2 separate regions of the Homo sapiens genome follow, and region 2 is linked to region 1. The links are chromatin loops, found by intact Hi-C in ENCODE. Cell type or tissue: right lobe of liver. All regions are shown on one strand. Each heading gives the region's core, and the rest is flanking DNA. Links, peaks and the distances in the headings are about the cores only. Region 1 overlaps NISCH (nischarin). Region 2 overlaps PBRM1 (polybromo 1).

Evidence for each region. Peaks named below come from ENCODE experiments on the same cell type or tissue, not always from the same donor. Only the 100,000 strongest peaks of a DNase experiment are listed, where the experiment ranks them.
Region 2: it touches region 1 in a loop (2.0-fold over the local background); 32 of 110 quality-filtered maps call a loop at or near these places.

What each region holds. Positions count from the first base shown.
Region 1 is chr3:52,481,045-52,483,957 of GRCh38, forward strand. The region is part of intron 13 of NISCH (nischarin); the gene reads left to right. Among named protein-coding and RNA genes, the nearest start is that of STAB1, 13 kb to the right of the region's middle. In right lobe of liver, for the core only: a CTCF peak has its summit at 1,274 (motif pointing right); no DNase peak of the experiment used is centred there; H3K27ac peaks cover 2,374 bases.
Region 2 is chr3:52,673,237-52,676,149 of GRCh38, forward strand. The region is part of intron 3 of PBRM1 (polybromo 1); the gene reads right to left. Among named protein-coding and RNA genes, the nearest start is that of PBRM1, 11 kb to the right of the region's middle. In right lobe of liver, for the core only: no CTCF peak of the experiment used is centred there; no DNase peak of the experiment used is centred there.

The DNA.
Region 1 (2,913 bases), core at 273-2,772:
GTCTTGGGAAAACAGTTCAACCCGATGTTTTAAGAGCCAGAAAAACATTCCCACCCCTTGACCTGGTAACCCCACTGGTGGGGATTTTCTCTTAGAGGGATAAGATACCGGGAAGGGGAGGTGAAATGCTCACCACTGCCAAAACACGGGCTGCAACTGCAACATCGGAGGATGAGAGGGAGAGTCGGCTGTGGTGCAGAATGCTCAGCAGCCCTCCCAGCAGGGACAGGAAGACTGGGCAGGAAGAGGGGAGAAGCATTCAAGTTAAGGCAAAAGGCCCAACGCAGAGCAGCACACTGAGGTCACACCTGTGAGATGTGGAAGAGAATTCCTGAGCGTGGAGCGATGGGGTTAGGTGCCAGGATGATTGCCCATTTTGCTTCTGTCAGACTCTTGACTAAGGATTTCTGGTTGCATTTTATTACATAAAAGCCAGGGAGGTTATATCACGGTGAGAAAGCTTCCCTGACGCTGCCTCCTGTAGCGCAGCCAAGCGAGCCTGTGGAGGTACCATATGACTGTAGGCCTCTGGGGACAGGGAGCTGCATCTGCTTCTCAAGGCCAGGGACACAGCCATTTCTGCCAGCATCTGTTGATCAGTGAGTGAGTGAGTGGGCAGGTAGAGCAGGAGCCAGTGAAGAGCAGGCCCTGGATGGGTGGGGATGCACCATGTCCCCAGGCTGCAGCTGCAGGCAGCCCCCCACATTGTCGGAGAAGCCTCTGCACCAGCTCAGCCCCCTCCTCACTCCCCTTGTGCCCTGGGGACACTCTGCAGAGGGGCACTCTGCAGTCTGTCCCCGCCATCGCTGGACTTCTGGACATGGCCTCCAGATTTGCACCTCTTAAATAAAACTGCAGTGGATGTCTTTGTGTGCACCTCTCTTTCCTTTTGGTGAGAAACAGCAAAGATCGGACCCCTAAGGACTCTCCTGATGTCTCCGCTCTATCCGCTGAGTGCCCTTTCTGACCACTTGTTTGTACAGGCCACGGTCCAGGACGGGAGCAGATAGACTGTCCCTGTCCCTGTCCACATTTCCTTGGTCCAAACAGGGCTTGTGGGAGGTAGTGGCAAAAGGTGTTGGTCTTTTTCTCACTGATTTGGAGGCCTCCCCGTGTGTTTTTTCAGCCGCGTGTTCCTGGGTCTTGCCTGGATGGACAGGGTTTTTTAGCGCGTGGGAGCAGCTTTGCTGACCCATGCCTGTTGCTTCCAGCCTGATTCCCGAGAAGGGAGCCTGCTTGCGAAGGAACTGGCACTCGGGCCTGCCTGAAGGGGGCGCTGTCCAGACAACACCCAGCCTCCCGTCGTGGCAGGCGCTGTCGGAGCCATGGATGATTGTGACCAATAGGGGTGGTCGCCAGAGTTGATTGTCCAGCCAGGCCCAGGGGCTGAGAGGAGGCTGTGTGGAGAGGTGGTTAGGAGCCAGGGCTCGGTCAGCTGAGTTCGCATGCCAGCTTCCTAGCTGTGGGACCTCAAGCAACTTGTAGCCCCTCTGAAGCTGTTTTCTCAACTGTGAAGTGGACGCACCCTACTTCATTGATTCTAAGAGGCACGCATTTCCACCTTGTGACTTCTCTGAAACTGAGGTGCGTCTTTCAGTCAGTGGCGTCTCATAGTCGCTGTCAGCCAGCTGGTATTCGAGATGGAGTCGTGGAAAACCCGTGGACACCTTCCGCTAGGACCAAGATGGCGCCACCTGCCGCATCTTAGATTTGATGAAATGTGGTAAATAACGAGAGGCATGCATGAGCGAATGCTGGGGAGGCGCTTGGCACTACCCAGAGCTCCACAGAGGTGGTCGATGAGGGCTGCCCTTTCCCACATCCTTAGTAGGGGGTTCAAGATGACCCAGACTGTGCCCCTGGGGAGCTTGGAGCCATGCGGGAGGATGAGCCATGTGCTGGAGGAGAACAGGGTAGGATGGTGTGGGGCTTTTGTAGACTGTCTAGAGCAGAGAAGGTCTGCAGTGGAGGTGGTGTCTGAGGTGAATCTCGAAGGTGAATAGGAGTTGAACGTTAGCAGGCAGAGGGTGGATTGCAGGAGAGCAGCGGCCTGGGCAGGTGCCCAGCGTGGCCCATCAGGGTGCTTCATGCATGGCTGTGTGCTTGCCATCCTTCCTGCCTGCCTACCCCCTGCTGCTTCGCTTCGTGGGGGCGTTTGAGCTTGGGCCCACCTGCCTGCCTCGCTTGTGGGCAGAGGACCCAGGCTGTGTGAGTTGTCCTGTCCCGGGGAGCAGCTGAGCTGGTCGGGGGTCTCGACCTGTGGGGCTCAGAGGACTCGGGGTCATTTCACTGGGCTGTGGCGATGCTGGGCTGTGGAGGTAGGCCTAGGGCTCCTGTAGGCCTCAGTGAGACTGGCGGCCGATGCCCAGTGTTCACCCTGCTGGCGGCAGTCAGGAACATGTTCACAAAGGCTTTACCTTCAAGTGGTCTAGAGGTGATCTGAGGTGGAGTAACAGGTCCAGATAGGCTACGTTCATAAAACAGCTTCAGCGGGGTTTAGGAACACTGTGCATTTACGGGACGCAGTGGGTCAGAGTGCTGCTGTCCGTGGGAGGTGGCCCCAGGGCAGGTCAGTGGGCACGTCCTGTGGTAAGTGGGACTGTGGATGTGGGCTCAGGCTGGACTCAGCAGCCCTGCTGGATACCAAGGCCTGCAAGGGCTGGCCCCCTGGTGAATTGTCCCGTGCCCTGTGTATCTATGAGTCCTGCAGAGATGACAAATCAGGGGACGGGGTCATGTCTAGTCACCGTCTGGGAAAATGCTCCAGGAGTGAACACATTTCAGGCTCTTGATGGATGTACCTCCAAACTCTTCTCTGGATGGGTGGGCCAGCTTGCATGCCTGTGCCGGCCTCTGCCCAGCGAGGTCAGGGCCAGGCCACACAGTCAGTCTGACTTTGGCAGAAGTTGAGAG
Region 2 (2,913 bases), core at 277-2,776, 190 kb after region 1:
CTCAGCCTCCCAAAGTGATGGGATTACAGGCATGAGCCACCGCGCCCAGCCATAAGAACTATTAATTTTTATACTGCCTATGTGAACCAGGTGTTAAAAAACAAAATGAAACAAAAAAATTAAATAATTTAAAAAACATGCTTCACTCTCGGCCAGGTGCAGTGGCTCATGCCTGTAATCCCAGCACTTTGGGAGGCTGAGGCGGGTGGATCACCTGAGGTCAGGAGTTCGAGACCTGCCTGGCCAATATGGCAAAACTCCGTCTCTACTAAAAGTACAAAAAAAATTAGCCAGGCATAGTGGTGTATGCCTGTAATCCCAGCTACTCGGGAGGCTGAGGCAGGACAATTGCTTGAACCCAGGAGGTGGAAGTTGCAGTGAGCCAAGACTGTGCCACTGCACTCCAGCCTGGGCAACAGAGTGGGACTCCATCTCAAAAAAAAAAAAAAAAAAAAAGCTTCTTTCTCAAGGAATTAGAGAAAAGAAGAGCAAACTAAACCCAAAGCTAGCAGTAGATAATAAATAGAAAGGAGGGCCAGTGCAGTAGTTCATGCCTATAATCCCAGCACTTTGGGAGGATGAGGTGGACAGATCACTTGAGGTCAAGAGTTTAAGACCAGCCTGGGCAACAAAGTGAAACCCTATCTCTACTAAAAATACAAAAATTAGCCAGGCATGGTGGCACACGCCTGTAATCCCAGCTACTTGGGAGGCTGAAGCATAAGAATCACTTGAACCTGGAAGGCAGAGGCTGCAATAAGCCATGATCACGCCACTGCACTCCAGCCTGGGCAACAGAGCAAGACACTGTCTCAAAAAAAAAATATATATATAGATATATATATAGAATGCAGATAAACGAAATTAGAGAATAGAAAAACAATTTTAAAAATTAAACAGTTGGTTTTTTTAAAAGATCAACAAAATTGGTAAACACTTAGCTAGATTAACTAAGAAAGAAAGAGCTGAGCACGGTGGCTCACGCCTGTAATGCCAGCACTTTGGAAGGCCAAGGTAGGCGGATCACCTAAGGTCGGGAGTTTGAGACCAGCCTGACCAACATAGAGAAACCCTGTCTCTACTAAAAATACAAAATTAGCTGGGCGTGGTGGCCCATGCCTGTAATCCCAGCTACTCGGGAAGCTGGGGCAGGAGAATCGCTTGAACCTGGGAAACGGAGGTTGTGGTGAGCCACAATCGAGATCGCACCACTGCACTCCAGCCTGGTGCGAAACTCCATCTCAAAAAAAAAAAAAAAAAAGAGAGAGAGAGGCTGGGTGTGGTGGCTCACACTTGTGATCCTAGCACTTCGGGAGGCCAAGGTAGGAGGATCACTTGAGCCCAGGAGTTTGAGACCAGCCTGGGCAACACAGGGAAACCCTGTCTCTACCAAAAAAAAAAAAAAAAATATATATATATATATATATATACACACACACACACACATATATCTCCTTACCTAACATTACATACGTTATTTTTTAATATGTATGTAGCGTTAGGTAAGAATCCAGCATATTTTTACATATATAAATAAAAAATACGTTATATATACAATATATATATTTTATGTGTTTACTATATACATACACACGTATATATAACATATATATTAGCCAGGTATGGTAGCATCAGGTGAGAGGACTGCTTGAGTCCGGGAGGTTGAGTCTGCACTGAACTGTGATTGCCACTGCACTCCAGCCTGGGTGCCAAAGCAAGATCCTGTCTCAAAAAAAGACAGAAAGGAGGAGGGAGGGAGGGAAGAAGTAAGGGAGAAAAGAGATGCAAATAACTAAAATCATAAAGAGGAGACATTACAACCAATGCCACAAAAATAAAAAGGATTATGAGAGTTCTAGGAAAACATGTATGCCAACAAATTAGATAAACTAGAAGAAATGGATAATTTCCTAGAAACACACAACCTACTAAAGACATACAAAGCCTGAGTAAACCTATAACTAGTAAGGAGACTGAATCAGTAATAAAAAATCTCCCACAAAGAAAATCCCTAGACTGATAGCTTCACTGATGAATTCTAACCAGACATTTCAAGAACTAACACACCAAGCCTTATGAAACTTTTCCAAAAAATTGAAGAGGCGAGGTCACGTCCTAACTTATTCTATGAAGCTAGCATTACTCTGATACCAAAGCCAGACAAAGATACTACAAGAAAACTACTGATCAATATCCCTTATGAATACTGATGCAAAATTTCTCAATAAAATATTAGCAAACTGAATTCAGCAGGATATTAAAAGGATTATATACCATAACCAGGTGGGATTTATTCCACAGTGAACAAGGTGTTGAAGTGGTGAAAGTGGGCATCTCTGTCTTGTTCGTGATCTTAGAGGAAAAGCTTTAAGTATTTTGCCACTGAATATGTTGTTCACAGTAATCAAAATGTGTGCTACTGGTATAAAAACAGACACAGGGACCAATGGAATAGAATGGAGCCTAGAAACGACCCTCACATACACGGTCAAGCAAATTTTGACAAAGGCGCCAAAACCATTCAATGAGAAAAGCACAGTCTTTTCAACAAACGATACCGGGAAAACTGGATACACACATATAAAGAATGAAGCGGGGGCCGGGCGCGGTGGCTCACGCCTGTAATCCCAGCACTTTGGGAGGCCGAGGCGGGCGGATCACGAGGTCAGGAGATCGAGACCATCCCGGCTAAAATGGTGAAACCCCGTCTCTACTAAAAATACAAAAAATTAGCCGGGCGTAGTGGCGGGCGCCTGTAGTCCCAGCTACTTGGGAGGCTGAGGCGGGAGAATGGCGTGAACCCGGGAGGCGGAGCTTGCAGTGAGCCGAGATCCCGCCACTGCACTCCAGCCTGGGCGACAGAGCGAGACTCCGTCTCAAAAAAAAAAAAAAAAAAAAAAAAAAAAAAAAAAA